2 separate regions of the Mus musculus genome follow, and region 1 is linked to region 2. A link is a loop called in an ENCODE intact Hi-C map of the cell type or tissue named here. Cell type or tissue: left cerebral cortex. All regions are shown on one strand. Each heading gives the region's core, and the rest is flanking DNA. Links, peaks and the distances in the headings are about the cores only. Region 1 has its middle 350 kb from the start of A330008L17Rik. Region 2 overlaps A330008L17Rik (RIKEN cDNA A330008L17 gene).

Region 1 (9,480 bases), core at 920-8,919, 150 kb after region 2:
AGACACAGGTGAAACGATGTTTTCCTATACCAAACACATGAAAAAACACAAGGTGTTTAGAAGAAATATAAATATGACTCCACAGACAGTGGGAGATCAAGCATTGGTTTACCTTGCTCTGCCTCACTATCCCTCATTGACAACACACATGTATTGGTTCGCCTTACATTGCCTTGCTGAGTTGTGGTTATGGTGACCTCATATAGAGAAATCCATCAAGTAATTTCTCATGAGATTCCTGAGGCTTCTTGCCACTTCTCTGGACTCAGGTTGGTTGGTTGAATCTTTTTTGCTGTCTACTAGACTGCAGCTGTTGGTTCAGGTGAGGTGTGTGTCAAGTGGACTCTTCTTAACCTGGAGATAAAGTGTTAATTTGCTAGTGGACTGGATTGAGAACAATGAAGACTAGAATCTTCTCAAAGGATTATTTATATACAGGTCCCCTTTCCTCTTCTCCCAATAACCTTTCTTTTCCACTCCCTCTGGTGAGTAGAGGAGAGTGGAACCCTTATTAAAGTAGGCTGTGAAAAATATATGCCTCCACATACATGGTTTTCTCTGAAAATTGACTTGATTTCTCTAATGTGATTATTGCTGTCCTTTGATATTCAGTAAGTTGTCTCTAAAGACTCCACTGACTTCACAGTGCTCATAACTAAGGATAGCTTTGGAAGGTATATATATATATTTTTACATTTTTTATTAGATATTTTCTTTATTTACATTTCAAATGTTGTCCCCTTTCCTGGTTTCCCCTCTGAAAACCCCCTATTCCTTCCTGCCTCCTGCACTTGTTTTCAGACATAGTTTCCCTTAGCTGTTTGAATACATTTAAAATAAATTATTGAAGTGTGTGTTAGTGCACACACATGTTAAACTCAATGTATAGGGCCTATGGAATAATAGCCTATTCATGCTTACTTCTCTCTGCGTGAGTCAGTCTTTTGGTTTCTTTAAATTTCATAATACAGATAAACATATGAATACATGTATAATACATTACATATAATACACACACACACACACACACACACACACACACACATTCCCAAGCCTTGGACTTAGTTGCTGAGAATAAGTTGATTATGTTTTAAAATTCTTCTTCATCTTCTCCTTCCTTCCTTCCTTCCCTCCTTCCTTCCTTCCCTCCCTCCCTCCCTCCCTCCCTCCTTCCTTCCTTCCTTCCTTCCTTCCTTCCTTCCTTCCTTCCTTCATTCCTTCATTCCTTTCTCTTTCTCTCTCCTTCCTTCCTTTCTCTCTCTCTCCTTCCTTCCTTCCTTCCTGCCTTCTTTCTTTCTTTCTTTCTTTCTTTCTTTCTTTCTTTCTTTCTTTCTTTCTTTCTTTCTTCCTTCCTTCCTTCCTTCCTTCCTTCCTTCCTTCCTTCCTTCAGAAGGTATATTTTGAGGCCATTAAATAGCCTGTTTTTGTGAAGACTGTATGCAAAGTCAATGTAGGTTGTTGCAGAGATATTGCATTGAATCAAAGAAACAAATGAACTAACAAGAACACAGTGGAAATAAAGTTCAAATATATATTTGTTTTGGAAAGGAGTTCTATAATACTGTTTTGCCATAAAGAGCATAGTGCCTCTATAATGTCATCCAATTACTGTACTTGAATTAATTAACCCTGACTAACCACTGAGTCCTTAAACTGTAGCCCTAGCATCTCTGATATGTTATCGTAATGAAAGGAAGATAGTGCCAACACCCAACAGAGCAACTACAAGCTTGAAATTATGATATAATGGGTGAATATGTGGTTCATTTAGGTGATGTATACTGAGGTTGTTCATGATTTTTTACAAATATTTCAGATTTATGTTTAATAGTTTACCCTTTTCAATAAAACACAGTTTCCATAAGCAAATGCTACTGAGAAAAATAAATAGTATATTGGCAATGAACCCTCACTTATTGTGTTTATAAAAATACAACATGTGTTCTTGTTTTTATTTCACATTTTGTGACTTGAGCTTCTTTAATTATAATCAGCCGCTTTTGTTCTGTTGCTGTGAATTTACGTCCTAACATTATTATGGAAGTTCTCAGGCAGGGGTTTCAGTTTTACAGCCACGTTTACATAGGTGGCTTGGGATGGATGGGTCAATGATGCTCCTTTGGATGATGTCTCTTTTGCGACTATTGAAAAGGTAAATGAGTCTTCTACAAGCAACTGTCAAAGAGAGCAGCAGAGCATCTTCCTAACATGTTATGAAAATAAATTTTTAAAAAATCCAATTTTTGTTCATTTCAATGTACCTCAAGTGATTACTTATCCCATAAGAACATAAAGATTATGGTGAAAAAGTTGGAAAAGACAACAAAACAAATTCAGAAAGTCATATGAATAATATAACTACATCTGTGTTTTATCAATAAAACTTGATGAGGCAGAAATTGTATTTTCTCCCAGAGGCACTGGAACTGGTATACTCATAATGCTCTGATTGTATGCCTGGTGTCACGGATGAGGTTAAAAATGGCATCTACAGCATTGCGCTCAGCATTCTGGATACTAATATACCAACAGGGGGTTATCTCTTCTGTGCTATAAGGATTGAGGTTGAGAAAATGAGAAGAATAATGGGGTAATGAATCTAATTCAAATACCTGAAAACTTTTTAAGGCTAAATAGCACCTAAGGTAACTTTTCTTCTGTCTTTGAGAAATGTCTGCAGACATTCTGGTTTTGATATACAGGCAAGGTTCAATCAGCAGCTTTCTAACTGTGATTCACAAGTAGCCCATGTAACAGTCAGGTGACTTCTGACAAAAATGCAGACAACCTCATCACATTACAGTCAAATTTATTTGAGAAATACTTCTTAACTTGTTATTCTATTTCTGCTGATTACCATCTACTGCAAATGTAAAATCTTCATCTATACCAGGGATTTTGAATTTATCATGCCCCAGATATTTTCTTTAAGAGTTACATGAAGTAAAATTTGCTGCTTCTGTCCTTAAGTTGCTACTGTATTATTTTACTTAGAGTGGAATCTGGAAATTGACATAGCTAAGAAATTCACCATTTAGCATAAAAGGCAGATATTACTACCCCCAAACCAACAGTTTAGGTCTATTTCTTCACAAATATTTTCAAATCATATGTGCGTAAGTATTCACATGGTGCTCTTGTTACAACAAAGGCTCTAGGAGCCTACTTGGTTTAACTAACAGTTCTGGGGTGTGATTTGACAACACCCTTTTCTTGCAAGTAGTCAGATTCTGATCCAAGCTTCTGTTCTTAAAGATGGAAGTGTGGGGGGGTGCTGATGTAAATGATTGTGAATCCTGTCTAGCATTGTACAATGGAACTATAATAGTTGCATCTCCTGTGCTTTGTCTAGAATTTCTACTTCACCAAATAAGACAAAATCAAAGAATAAAAAGAATCCTAATAGAAAAGCATTTTTAACAATCAAAACATTCAGTTAGCAACAGATTGTTATGGTAAGTTGTGTTAACAGATAATACTTGTAAACTTTGCTTACCTTGTCTTACCATCTCCCTTGTCATATGTGCAGACACAACTAGACTCTCTACTTGTGTTCCATACCCAATTACCTGTTATAAAATCTCACTCTAGTTTTAGATTTCTGCAGTCTAATTGTTAGAAATGGCCCTAATGCCACCAAATCCTATGCCTACTAGTTTAGGTTTTACCACACAATAAGCTTTGATGTTAGAGTCTGAGAATCAGGAAGCACAGTGTGGGTTGGACTCTTTTTAAAATATTTTTATAATGTGTGTGTGTGTGTGTGTGCGCGCGCACATGTGTGCAGGTGCTCACAGAGGCTGGGAGAAGGTATTGAATTCCCCAGAACTGGAGTAACAGGTAATTGTAACTTGCCTTACCTGGTTGCTGGGAACTGCATGTATATGCCCTCTATACACAGATCATAATATGTAAAGTAAAATTAAAGAATTGTATAATTCAAAGCAATACTCCAGTTATCTCCAGTTTTTGTTTAGCAAGAAGAACTGTTCCATAGTATTTAAAGTAATAACTACAAAAAATTAAAAATAAAAATAAGGCTGGAAAGGATGGCTCAGCAGGTTAAGAAAGCTGGGTGCTCTATCAGAGGTTCTGAGTTCAATTCCTAGCAAGTACACTCTGATTATAACAATAATGAGATCTGGTGCCCTCTTCTGACTTGCAGGTATACATGCAGGCAGAGCACTGTGGACATAATAAAGAAACCTTAAAATCAAAGAAAAATCAAAACTGGATGATAATCAATTAAGAAATATTTTGAGAAAAATAATTCACAAAGTTATTGGTTCATAAATCTAACCACAAAAATATATTTTTAGATTTTTTTCATGTATTGATTTTTAAGTTTGAAAGCTGGCTCAATAAACTAAATAAAAAAAGCCACAATATAGGAATAAATATTTTCTTTTCTCCTCTTTCTTTCTTTCTTTTTCTTTCTTTCTTTCTTTCTTTCTTTCTTTCTTTCTTTCTTTCTTTCTTTCTTTCTTTCTTTTGTTCTTTCTTTCTTTCTTTCTTTCTTTCTTTCTTTCTTTTGTTCTTTCTTTCTTTCTTTCTTTCTTTCTTTCTTTCTTTCTTTCCCTTCATTTCTTTTTCTTTTCTTTTCTTTTCCTTTCTTTTCTTTTCTTTTCTTTTCTTTCTTTCTTTTTCTTTTTTTGTTTTTGGAGTTTTAGGAAAGAAGAAGCATTGTTCCCGAGAAATAAGAAAATGAAGTTTAAGTGCCACTGGAGATGAATGGTGGTAGTTTGAAAGAAAATGTGTCCCAAAGACTCATATATTTAAATTTCTCTTCTTCTATGGGTGAAAAACACTTTGGAAAGGATTAGGCGGTGTCACTTTCTTGGAAGAGCTATGTCATTGTGATTGGGCTTAGAGTAATTAAATTCATGATTTAGCAGATATTTAGATCGCTCGGGAGCTTGCAGCAATTATGATTGTTGCTTGAAACATGTTACTTATTTTCACTTTTAAAATCATATTCTAGACAGTGGTCCTCTGGGATAGTAGAGTAACTTGACTTTCCAAAGACTTGAGAAATACTCATTTTAAAGGTTTTGAATGACTAACGAGCCTAGTCCCTGCAAAATAATTAATTTTGTGTCTGGCGTGAAAGAAGTGCTCAAAATATATTATGATATGGCATTTGAAGCCAAGTATGATTGCCATGTCTTTAGTCTTAGCACCTAGGAAAGCAAGTTAGGAAGATGCACACAAGTTCAAGCCAGCTTGACCTGAAGAATGAGTTCTGTGTCAGCCAAGGATACATGATCATATCTTAAATAAAATTACTGTTTGTAAACTTTGTGATTCTAGTCTTATGGCTTTAGAAAGACAGACGGATAAAAATATAGATGATAGATAGATAGATAGATAGATAGATAGATAGATAGATAGATTGATGATAGAAAGATAGTTGGATGGATAGAGGACTTTGTCCTTATGTGCACAGGTACTATTTAAAAAAACAATGCAGAAAGTTGGATTTGTATACTTTTATTGAAATAAATTTAATATAGATGCTAGAAATGGAAGGAAATCTAATTCTTTGGACTGTTTCCTAAAACAATGTAAGTACAGTCAGAAAATAATCTTTACATAAAGTTTTGCATTTATATCAGAAATTATCTTCTATCCATCTGCAGCAGTAGACTGCTATAAGCAAGATGAACATGTACCTACAAGGTCATTGAGATATTCTTTAAACTATTTCATACCTGACATACAGTAGTACTATTTTGACAAGTTGTTTTACCACTGCACAAATTGCTGATAGAACTGATTATATGAATCCAAGTAAGCACAGATATGTAAGATATTAGAATATTTAGACTTATTAAGAACATGTACACTAACATGAAATAGCATTATTATTCAAGGAATTGTAAAACTTATGAATTTGTTCCAAAAATGTGTCATATGCTAAGGACTAAGTATATTTGAAAAGAAGAGAAGAGACAATAATGAAAGCTGGCGACCAAAGATGGGCTTTCAAATGCCAATAATCAGAGGTACCATTTTAAAAAGTATGATATTTATCAGTCACTTTGAGATAATGTTTCCTTATATCAATAGCAATAAAATGTGAGTGACAAAGGAAGACATTCCAAGACCCAAGGCTGCCTTGTGAAAGATATACACAGATCCATTTTTAATTTTGTAGACTCTGTAATTCACATAGATATCTGCTCACTGTGAACTGGTGGTAAATCACACACAAATGCTGTTAGTATTCTGCAATGAATAGATTGATCTTCTACTTAGTGGATTGGTGTTGATGGTATCTGTCATTTTTTTTAGGTCTGTGATCCACATTTTAAGGATTCTACAGCATGAAGAGTGATGGAGCAAATGATGAATACTTGTTTCCAGGATGTTTTCTGACAGATGTTTTCATCAATTCACTTTTATTTGACTAAAGGCTTCATTTAGACAGGCTTTAACAGAAGCAGACAAAGATAACTTTTCAATGATGCAAAATTACTTTTAAACAAGTTAGTAGTGCACAACCTTCATTGCACTAGAAAGGTAGAAGGTGAAGCCTGTTTCCAGAATACACAGTTTGCTAGAAGATTCAGTGATGTTTGTTAATATCAGGAGAAGCAGTGTACACAGGTCTCAGTATATCAAATAGACTACAATATAGTCTGATGACGTAAGGTTTGGAAAGCTGTGTTGGGCTCCAATCATACACATACCACTTTGTCTTATAAAAGTCCATGTGAAAATAAAAGTGGTATGTACATGTATGTGAGCTGGTGGAGAGACTAGATGTCAAATTTGGGTGACATTCTCAATCTCCCCTGTTCTTCGTTATTGGAGACAGTCTCTCTTCCTCAACTTGGAGCTCACTAGAATGAATGAGCTGCAAATCCTAGGAATCCTCCTTGGGCATTGGTGCTGTAGACACTTGACATCATGCGTGACTTGCTTAGGTGAATGTTGAAAGCCCAGATTTAGCATTGCAATCCATAGCAATAGACCAAACCTCAGCAGCACCCAGCATCTGGGTGACTCTTCTGCCTCCATGTACTTCATGATAGGGTTGTCCTGGCTTCAATATGTTTGTTTTTAAGAGAAAAAACAAGTTAGAATTGGAAGGTGTGCCACCTCCTACCTTATGACCCTGAGTAAGTGGTTTAGAATTCTTCTGTTGCTTCAAATTAACAATATCTGGGAAAAGAATTATCTTCTTACAAGACACTTTGTTAATGATGGCAAGAGAAGGTGTAGAGGATAAGGAAAACTATGATGTCAGAGAATATTATCAATCCTTCCCATGGCAGACAGAATGCTTCACTCTTGAAAAGGAGGAAGTAAGAACCAATTTAGAATTAGTTTACAATTGCCCATATGGCTCTGTGGTAGAGGGCTCATCTGGTCTGGCATTTATAAGGCCCTCGGGTTTACCAGGAACTGAAGATAAAATGGTGTTGCTATATCACAAAATATGAAACAATCTTTCTTACCCCAATTACCTACAGGTACTTCATAATCGCATGCATGTCAAATTTTTGCTCAAATGTCTATAATATTCCCTCTCTTACAGGAAAGTAGTAGATTGTTATAGTTTACTACCTACTGTTTATGGAAGAGAAAAGTTAAAAGCTTAATGGCGTTTGAAACAGTGGTGATGCAAACATTTCTGGTAGAGCCAACACCAAGCTATCATTGGCTTAACAATTCAGCAGATCTCCCCTTATATTAATTCCCTCCTTCATCCTCAGCTTTGCAGAGGAACACCTGTGCACATTACCTTCCCTTCCTGCTCCCATCTCTCCTGAAACCCCAGATCTCTCCCCTTTTAACCTCCCAAGTCCTCCACTTGTGGCTTTTCCAAGCTCCCAACTGCAGCAGGCATCCCTTGCTAACCCAAAGGCCTATCCTGCCAGGGCAACAAACAAGCTGAAGACAGATCCACACCTTTCATTCTTATCCACTGGATTCAATCACTCCAATTTCATTCTCAGCTCTATAGCAGAAAACCTGAGGTACTCCCCCTTTCCTCTCTGACTCTATCCCCAAATGGATCACAAAAGTTTTCTCAAATTTCTCTTCCAATAACTGATCCCATGATCCCAACCTCCAACAGCAGCAGGCATTTCACTGAGAACTTAGCAGGTGAGCAGGTCCAGGGAAATAGATAAGCCTAATGAGGACATTTACCATTCCTTCACCCCTTTCAAATCTAATCTCCCACTTTCATCCATACCTGTGGGACAGAACAGCATTGGCACTCCACCATCTCACACACACACATCTCTGGGAACACATACATACACAGACCACGCCTTCCTAACCTAACTTCCATCACTGCTTTCTTTATAGAAGACAGCAAACACAGCAGGCACCACCTGCTCATCCATAGGCCATGCCATGCCTGCCAGAAAATTAGGTAGCCTACCATCACCCACACATACCCCCCACACACACTCTTCTCCATGTTCCCCTAGATACAATGCCCCAGTCTTTTTATTTCTTTTTTCTTTATTTTTATTTACTAGATATTTTCTTTACTTATATTTCAAATATTATCCCCTTTCCTGGTTTCTCCTCCCAAAAAACTCTATCCTCTCCCCAACCCCTCTCTCACCAACCCAACCATTCCGACTTCCTGGCCCTGACATTCACCTATACTGGGCATAGAACCATCACAGGACCAAGGGCCTCTCCTCACATTGATGACTGACTAGGCCATCTTCTGTTGCATATGCAGCTAGAGCTATAAGTCTCACCATGTGTTTTCTTTTGGTGGTAGTTTAGTCCCAGGGAGCACTGAGGGTACTTACTGGTTAGTTCCTCCTATGGGGCTGCAAACCCCTTCAGCTCGTTGGGTACTTTCTCTACCTCCTTCATTGCGGAACTTGTGTTCCATCCACTGGATGACTGTTAGCATCCACTTCATTATTTGTCAGGCACTGGCAGAGCCTCTCAGGAGACAGCTATATCAGGGTCCTGTTAGCAAGCTCTAGTTGGCCTCCTCAATAGTGTTTGGGTTTGGTGATTGTATAAGGGATGTATGCCCAGGTGGGGCAGTCTCTGGATGGTCATTCCTTCAGTTCCTGCTCCACACTTTGTCTCTGTATCTCCTTCTATGGGTATTTTGCTCCCCCTTCTAAGAAGGATTGAAGTATCCGTACTTAGGTGTTCCTTCTTGAGTTTCATGTGTTTTGCAAATTGTATCTTGGGTATTCCAAGCTTCTGGGCTAATATCCACATATCAGTGAGTGCATATAATATGTGTTCTTTTGTGGTTGGGTTACCTCACTCAGGATGATATCCTCCAGATCCATCCATTTGCCAAAGAATTTCATAAATTCATTGTTTTTAATGGCTGCATAGAACTCCATTGTATAAATGTACCACATTTTCTGTATCTATTCTTCTGTTGAGGGGCATCTGGGTTCTTTCCAGATTCTGGCTATTATAAATAAGGCTGCTATGAACATAGTGGAACATATGTCCTTATTACATGTTGGAGCATCT
Region 2 (9,480 bases), core at 397-8,396:
AAGACAAAGCAGTCAAATACCTGGTTTCTTTGTTATGCAGACCAGAACCACCAATAGAGCAGGACATCCTAGTTCCAAGTGTAAAAGGTGGTCTGCCAAATCTGTGGGTTTCAAATATCAGATTCTGATATAGAAACTACATACAGAAATTAAGAGTATTCTTGAAAACATAATGGGCTATTAATATTTTGGCATAAAAGCTAAATTTCTTGCAAAATTATGTGGAAGGAAGTTTTTGTTAAATATAAAGCTATTTTCTGGAAAACTCATTATTTATTATGAATTAAAATCTGAACTAGACATGGTGCTATAGGCACTTTGTAGCTGAAGAAGAAGGATTCGGTCAGTTAAGGTCAGATTGGACTACACAGCAATACTCTGTTTAACAAACAAAACAGAACAACAGAGATTAAGTAAATAAATCATCTGTGTGATTTTATGTGCTCTTCTTATGATGGTACCATGCAGGGATAATCAGTGGATATCTTGGAATTTACATAGGTTGCTGTGTGTCTCATATCAGTTCTCATAATCAGAAAAATACACTAGCACTATTTTTACATGACATGTGTGATGGACAGTAAAGTTTAAATTATAAGAAAATATATAACTACTGCACTATTTATCTGTGTAGATTCTATCTGATCTATAAGAATCTGACACTACTATTGATGGATATCTACATACAAGTAATTCATGTTGCCAGTTTACTTGGCTATTGTGATTCCTATAGTCATCGTTCTGTCTAGCAAAAGAATGAATAAATAATCAGTGGTAAAAATTAATGTGCTTAAATTAGAAGTTAGGAGACACCAAAGAGATATTTTTTATTTTAAATTTTAGAGTTCATATTTATTTAATAGTAGTATTATATTGAAATTAGAAGATATGATTCAAAGCATGTGGAAAATGATCTATGTATTTTTAAATTGTTATTTATTGCTTAAGGCATTTATTTTGTTTTGATTCCATGGATATAGCTTCTTGATATTTTTAGGAGACACAGTTTCACAACAAACATACTCTTCCTGTCATTCTTGCATTTTCATTGGTTATTTTATTTATTTACATTTCATATGTTGTCCCCTTTCCCAATTTCCCCTCTACAAACCCCCCATCCAATCCCCCCTCCCTCCCCTACCTCTATGAGGGTGCTAACACACCCACTCATCCAGTCCCACCCCAATGCCCTAGCTTCCCCCTATGCTGGAGCATCTAGCCTACACACGATCAAGCACACCCTCCCCCTCCCATTGATGTCATCTAAGGCAACCCTCTGATACATATGCAGCTGGAGTCATGGGTCTCTCTTTGGTTGGTGGTATAGTCCTTGGGAACTCTGGGGGATCTGGTGAGTTGATACTGTTGTCCTTCCTATGGGGTTGCAATCCCCTTCAGCTCCTTCAGTCCTTCCTCTAATTCTTCCATTGGGGTCCCCATGCTCAGTCTAATGGATGGCTGAGAACATCTGCATCTGTATTGGTCAGGCACTGGCAGAGCCTCTCAGAGAACAGTTACACCAGGCTCCTGTCAGCAAGTGCATCTTGTCATCAGCAATAGTTCCAGGGTTTAGCATCTGCAGATGGGATGGATCCCATGGAGGATTGGGGGTGAGGACGGTCTCTAGATGGCCTTTGCTTTAGTTTCTACTCCACTCTTTGTTCTTGCATTTCCTTTAGACAAGAGCAATTCTGGGGTTGAAATGTTTGAGATGGGTGTGTGGCCCCAATTTACATTCTTTCTACCGTGTCTTCTGCAATGATCCTTCAGCATTAGATATGGGCTTTATGTTTTGAGTCAGGATAAGACACATAGCTTTGCATTTTTATTTGTTTTCTGTAATGGAAGTTTCCTTGATGGAAGGTGAAAACTGAACTTAACTGGGTATAAGTATCAATATTTAGAATGTAGGTAGGCATTATGCTATTTTAGAAAAGTAGTGGTCGCAGGTTCTCCTCCAAAATCCACGATATCACTAGGTCTAGGACGTTGACTAGCTTCCAGATATCACATACTTCTCTCTCTTTTTAAAATTTTTTTTAGATATTTTCTTTATATACATTTTAAATGCTATCCCGAAAGTTCCCTATACTCTCCGCCCTATTCCCCTACCCACCCACTCCTGCTTCTTGGCCCTGGCATTCCCCTGTATTGGGGCATATGAAGTTTGCAATACCAAGGGGTCTCTCTTCCCAGTGTGTCTTCTGACCAAGTAGACAGCTAATGGCTTCTACCAAAGTATGAGTGAAGCTACTGTATCTTTTGGGTTACCATGCCATGCTAGTTGTTGTTTTTTTATAAGTATCATATCTAGGTAAGATTTGTTGTTTCCTTCTATTCTTTGAAAGCTTGCATGGTGACATGTGGCACCATGAAAGCTAGTCTTCAGGGAAGAAACTTTAAGGTAAGATCTAGCTCAGGGGCCTTTGGGCCTTGTGTCTGAAGTCCATCTTGTCTTCAGCAATATGAACTTACCCTACACCTTTAGAGTACAACCAAGGACAAAAGCATAAATTTTGTAAATGTAATATTTTTCTGTTTCAGGAGTCTCTTGGACAACCCCAATCAACAAATCAAAAGACTTCTCATGTGATATTTTTTACTTGGTTGTTGTTGTTGTGGTAGAGTTATAATTAGATGATGTCTCCTTCTTCTTTCTCCTTCCTAACTCTTTCATATACCCATCTTCAAATTTATAGCTCCCTTTTTTCACTAAGTGTGTGTGTGTGTGTGTGTGTGTGCGTGTGTGTGTGTGTGTTCCTAAGTATAATCTTCTCAGTTTGTTTAATTTACTTGTATGTATGCTTTCCGGGTGACCATTTGGCACTGGACTACTAGTTCTATTTTCCCTAGAGAAGACCATCTTTCCCACACTCAGCTTCCCTTGGTTGTCAATAGCTCATTGTGTAGGGTTGAAACCTAATGGGTTTATAAAGTCCAATTTGACATGTTGATTGATGCCATCTCTCTTCAGCTCCTTTTTGGGCATTCATGTTAGTGAGAAATTATGGGTGGGTATAGCTTCTGATAGTATAAGGTGATAGATTCTCACAGTAAACTCTCTTATATTCTGACTCTTACAATCCTTCTGCCCCTTCCACAATGTACTCTGAGCCTTAGGTGTAGGAATATCCTACTAATGTATCCATGTGGACTGAGCTCCACAACTCTACAGGTTGATAATTTGTGGTTTTCTGTAATGATCTTCATCTATTACAAAGAAAGGGCTCCTTGATTAAGAGTAAAGACAACACATATCTATGGATATAAGGACAAATATTTATAGATTATCATTAAAGATTATGCTGGTTTAATTAGAGGTTGCAGATTCTCATTCACTAACCATGAATGTGCTATCAATGAATAGTTATCTAGATTTCCAGTACCAAGCATATATTCCCTTTTGTTGAGTGGCTCATGAGTCTAATAGAGAGCTGTTGGTTACTGCCAAGGTAGAAAGGACACTACTGAACCTTTAGAGTTGTCATACTGCCGTGCTGTTTAATGATGTTCAAAGGTATCATAAAAAGAAAGGATTATAAGTTGCCTCATTCCTTTGGAGGCTTTCATTCTATTTTTTTGGCACATCAATGAGAAGAGATCCTGCAAAAGGTTTTCTCAAGGATACATTCTTAACATTGAAGCTTCTTTCATTTGTGTTAGGCAGCAGAACTCATGGGACTTCTTTTAGGTGAAACAATTTGAAGGAACTATTATGGTCTGCATATGAAAAGTCCTCACAAACACATGTCTTCACATCTTGGTTTCCATCTGGTGGGTGCTATTTGGGGAAGTTGTAGAATTAGGCTCTTTCTGTCATTCTCTCCCCCTTTCTGTTTTCCTGAGGGGTGAAGAGCTTTGAACCACAACATCCTTGTATCAGGATGGTCTTCTTCAACATGAACAGAAGCCCAGGAGCCAGACAGCTTGGACAAAAACATGTTAAGCCATGAACCATATTACCTTAGTTATATATGTCATTTGTCATGGGGATAAAATTTTGACTCATCAAGTTGACTTTAAAACTATATTAAATTGCAGTATTATAAAAAAGATCATCTGAAAAGCAGAGTTAGAAAGGTTATCTTGGTACTGTTAGTGCTCGTGCCTGGCACAAACAACTCACAAAGAAAGGCTAACAGATAAAAGAGAAACATATTCACTTGATGGGCAGTAAATATAGTTCTTTCTGCCTTCTGTTATGCACCAAATAATAATTACAGCTGTGATGAACACATAAAAATAAGTCAATGCAATTTAAACTATGTTTTGTTGTCCAAATCTAGCAACCTACTCCTTGCATAATAGCTATTTGATGGTAAATAATAAGATCCACATTTTCAGAACAGCATAAAGGAAAACATATAATAAAAATATATAAAATCTCTGTTTTTGTAACTGTTCTAAATTGCTTCAATAATGATGCAGCATATGAAGAAGGAGGGATTTTTACAAAAATGAGTGCTTGGCTAGTATGCCACAGTCATACGATATGCCCCAAATACCAAAATAAAAATATATAGAAAAACATGTTTTCTCTCAGTTGAAAACTATCTGGACACAATACCCCATGCTTCCATTCTTAGCTGTCAGAAACCAGGGTCTATGTGAGTCTGAGTACAGCCTGTTCTACATAGTGATTTCTAGGCCACCCAAAACTACACACTGAGGATATTGTCTCAGGAAAAAAATGAACAACAACAACAATAAGAACAAAATCTAAACAATATAAAACATTTGGAAGATAAAAATAGTATGATACGGTACTTGAGATAAACAATTAAATACAAGGTGTATAAGGCATTTATATAATCAACAAATAATGTTTTTATATTATTACAGTTGTTATAATAGTATATTTATAACTTCTTATATACAGCTCAATATCTGCATATATTTAATTTGGCGATGTATAAAAAAGTTGTGGAAGGATCTCAAGTATAGAGAATATAATCAGAAGTAAAAAAAAATTAAAGTATCACATGCCTATTTCTCTCATTCAAAAAATTTCATTTTCATTACATTTCATTTCTTAGCTGACATTTACAATTTGGAAGTTTATCCAAGATATCAGAGACCACTAAGGAAACAGATCATCACCTATTTAAATCATGATAAGAATATCCAATTCAACATGGAAATTATATATCCTTACTTCAATGTTTCCTTCTGTATTACTAGAGATCAGAATATAACAAAGTAACTTTTAACTTATTTTAGTACAGAAGTTTGGATCTCAAGTTCATGTCATAGTCCAAAGATGACAAACATATTATAGTGATGAAAATATATGGATGGCTGAATTCTTTAATGACTTACAAACCAGATCAACCTGCACTATCCAGGAAATTCAAAACAAACAAACAAAAATCTTAACAACCAACAGTAACTGGAAGTATGGAAATCAACTACTTAGGTGTTTATTCTTTTAGTACAGAATCAGCAATGTTTGTGGACAGTAAGGATTCAAATGAAATAGTTAACAATAACACCAATTATTTAATTACACCATTGAATAATTGTTAAATGACAAAAACACCTTTAATGCACTTTAGAACAATACATGCTGCTATGGTATGAATGTGAAATGTCCCCTACAGGGCCACATAATTTCACACGGTGCTTACTTGGTTGTTCTATTTTGAGATGAAACCTTAGGAACTGGAGAGAGGGTAACTGGAGGTGGTCCTTAAATGTAACATCCACTACTGGTCCTGCCCTAAGCTTGTTGTTTCCAAGGCACTAGAGATAGATTGCAGATATCCCAAGTTTCTCAAGTGCTATGAAGAAGTCTTTCTTTTCTTTTCTTTTCTTTTCTTTTCTTTTCTTTTCTTTTCTTTTCTTTTCTTTTCTTTTCTTTTCTTTTCTTTCTTTTCTCTTCTCTTCTCTTCTCTTCTCTTCTCTTCTCTTCTCTTCTCTTCTCTTCTCTTCTCTTCTCTTCTTTTCTTTTCTTTTGTTTTTCAAGGCAGGGTTTCTCTGTGTAGCCTTGGCTGTCCCAGAGCTCACTTTGTAGACCAGGCTGGCCTCAAACTCAGAACCTGCCTGCCCCTGCTTCCCAAGTACTGGGATAAAGGTGTGTGTCACCAAAGCCTGGCTTCTACAGAGCAGCTTTATCAACCTCTCTCTACTATGATAAATCTTCTAGTACCATGATCCATAGTAAATCCTTCCTTTCCTGTTTCTGTTTATAATGGACTTGGCCACAGCAATACAGCCAGTAATAATGTAGTTTAGCACAATTAAAAGAATAGATGCTATTCATTTCTTGTTTCCTCTTTCTCAGACTAAAAGTACACGTTGAAAAGCCTATGAGAACATAAAAAGGGTAAAGGAAAAGTATTTATTGCAAGTCTTTTGGGGGCTATCATTCATTTTAGTTACAAAATATCAGCTAGCAGACTGTAAACACCATTTCAGGGAAGTTGGGCTACTTGAAATTAAGATGATAATCTAGAGCCTAAAATGAGGGGAAAACTGTATATCTGACTGTAGCTCTTACCAAAGTATCTCTATAGTTCAAAGAAAAGACATTGAAGGTTTCTTAATATCGCTGGATTGTATAAACTAAAGCTAAACGCCAGGACTTTACAGCAATTCTTTGTGATATTTCTCTCTCTCTCTCTCTCTCTTTCTCTCTCTCTGTCTATATATATATATATATATATATACATACATATATATATCACTAGCATCTCTATCTCTATCTGTATTTATATGTGAAAAGTGCTATTTTTCTGTTTTTCTACCTATTTATTTCCAATCTATTTACTAAATATAGGTTAGAATTGAAAGAAACAAGAGAACAAAGTACAACAGTAGGTTAAATCATTATTGTTATTTTATTATTAGTCTGTACAGAATTATAGTTAGCCTTAAATATTATGTTTGGGATGTCTTGTGTTATTCTGCTTGTCTTTTAATACAGAGGTATCACAGAAGGAAATTAAAGAAAGTGGATATAATCCACAAATGAAAAAAAATTACCTCCATCTTAAACTTGTATTTGATAAACAGAAGTTAAAAAGGGAGACAAGAGAAAGCAGTTAAAAGTATAAATAATTTGGGTGGAATTTGAGATATGTATTCTCAGAAATGAAGATGAATTTGGAAAGGTAAATGGTGTTTGAGGGTTTATCTTGTTTTTGGTCTTTTGTTTGTTTTGCTTTGTTTTTTTTTTCCTGTTTGTTTGTTTTGATTTTTGGGGTAGGGAAGGACGGGCGCTGTGGGGGGGTGGGGGTGGGGGGAGACGGGACTTGAGTTTCAGGACTTCTAACTTCAGTCCTAAGTCTTTAAGCATTTCCATCCTTCGTCTTGGCAATACAAACGTCTAGACCATCCACACACATAAGTTTCTGTTTTTGTTAAAATCAGATAGATAAGAGCTATCCTTAGGCCACTGACAGTTTGTTGTATATTTTATAAATGAGTCCTTCTTGTTTATTCAAAACATTTTAATGATACTAAAGTTCTGAGTTGCTTGTGCCACATGCATGAGATAAAATACTTCATTTTTCCAAATTCGCTGTTCTCTTAACAAAAAGTCACGCTCTATGGTTTGATGTAGCGGAGTTAAGTGGATGGAGAAATGCTTCTTTCGGTTTTTCTATTGTATTTGCCTACAGTGAAAAGCAGATATTTCGCAATGACATAGATATCGTATGATTTTTATGCATGACTCATTATTGTTTCTCTTGGAATAGTTCTGCTTCATCTGTGCCTTTCCATGGTTATTGATAATATTGGTTCCTCTTAGTCTCAAAACACCTCAAATTATACATTATACATATATCGATTTTAACAGCTGTGCAGAATATTTTCACAATACAAATATTAGTTTTCATTACCAAAACAACACAATCTGAAATGACCTCGGAATTTAGATTTTGCCAAATCAGACGGTTTTGGGTTGGATGCCTTTTGAAGTTATTATATTGATTTATGAAAATTCACTACAAGCCATATTTGCCCATATCAGTATGGTGAGTTACAATTTATTATGCTTTAGTCTGGAGCTGAACACACAGCACAAGAAACTGCATGGAGAACACAGAATAACTGGAGTCAGATATTGAATTAATAGATCTTAGTGTCAGGTCTAAGCTAGAGAGAGTCAATACTGTAGGGGGAGCTCCACCTAGAAAACAGACACAGATTTACCTTCAAAATGTTTATTTTAGCTTTTACAATTGTATGTGTGTGTGAGTGAGTGAGTGAGTGTGTGTGTGTATGTGTGTGTGTGTGTGTGTGTGTGTGTGTATCTGTCTGTCTGTCTGTCTGTCTGTCTGTCTGTGAGTCTGCATGCACATACTGATTACCGTGGAAGCCAGAAAAGACTAAACCCTAGAACTGGATCCAGTTATAGATAATTGTGAGCTGACTGATATGCACCCTGGGGACCAAATTTCTATCATCTACAAGACCATGCCTAGCATTAAATAATGTCTCCAGGCTCCACTTAGCTCAGTTTTATAATTTCTTTACTTGCTAGCTTAGTGGTGATTTCTGGTCAGTTCTGTAGAGATTTTTATGACATCATTGGGGTGAAATGATGCGTTTAAATTCTCTTGTTTCAGAGGCATGGCTCTACTTACAGCACAATGCCATGCTTGTAAATCTATCCCAAAGGAACTTCTCCATATGTGGGATACTATTTACAAGGTGCAATGCTGCTATATAACTCAGTAGTCATGATAATAACAGCCTGTGGTAGGCAACTATCCATAGTTTCTCATGTATGTCTGTAACATTGCTCCAGTAATCTTAAGTGGAAGCTATAAACTAGAGTAAATAGTTACGAAAAGTTAAGGGTGAGTGAAAAAAGAGAAGAGAGAGAGGGGGTAGTACACATAGAGAAAGGAGTCTGAATAATTATAGAAAAAACTTGTTTTAAATAGAATTATTCAATAAATTTATAACAAATCATTAAAACCCATGCTCATGGATAGTGAATTTGTATAAAAAAGTAATAGTAGCATAAAATCTTTGCCTCTGCAAAATTAATATGAACTAAAGAAATTTACATTTCTGCACACAGGTAGCTATCTATAAATGAGGAAATTGTGGCCCATATTTACCATTTCTTACTTCTAGGAACTTGCAAAATGCCTGTAATGAACATTAGCTTCGTAGCCAGAAATTTAATATATCCTTACGACAGGGATTTTTTTTTTATAATAAAATTCTAAAAAGAAGTGGCATTTTATTTTCCCAGATATTTATTGTAAACCAATCTGCCATTTACAACTTAAATGCAGGGAAAATATTCCATCCTGTTGAGTCCAGTGTGATTGAGCTCACCTGTATGATATAAATTGCATTTTCTATTAGTTTTTGTGGCTATAAAGTCAATAAAAGGAACAGCAGTCTTCCCCATAGAATGCTCACGTACTGTAGCTTTCAGCTTATTATATAGCAAAAAGGAACAAAATACTCATAGTAACAATGTATTTTTAATAGGTTCTCAAGCTGTCCCTTTCACCG

Evidence for each region. Hi-C counts contacts between places; a loop is a spot of excess contacts. Peaks named below come from ENCODE experiments on the same cell type or tissue, not always from the same donor. Only the 100,000 strongest peaks of a DNase experiment are listed, where the experiment ranks them.
Region 1: a loop joins it to region 2, with 2.6 times the contacts of the local background. A loop is called at or near these places in 4 of 42 quality-filtered maps.

Annotation. Positions count from the first base shown.
Region 1 is chr8:99,759,056-99,768,535 of GRCm38, forward strand. No RefSeq gene overlaps it. Among named protein-coding and RNA genes, the nearest start is that of A330008L17Rik, 350 kb to the left of the region's middle. In left cerebral cortex, for the core only: a CTCF peak has its summit at 4,171 (motif pointing left); no DNase peak of the experiment used is centred there.
Region 2 is chr8:99,613,203-99,622,682 of GRCm38, forward strand. The region is part of intron 1 of A330008L17Rik (RIKEN cDNA A330008L17 gene); the gene reads left to right. Among named protein-coding and RNA genes, the nearest start is that of A330008L17Rik, 200 kb to the left of the region's middle. In left cerebral cortex, for the core only: no CTCF peak of the experiment used is centred there; a DNase peak (open chromatin) is centred at 3,758.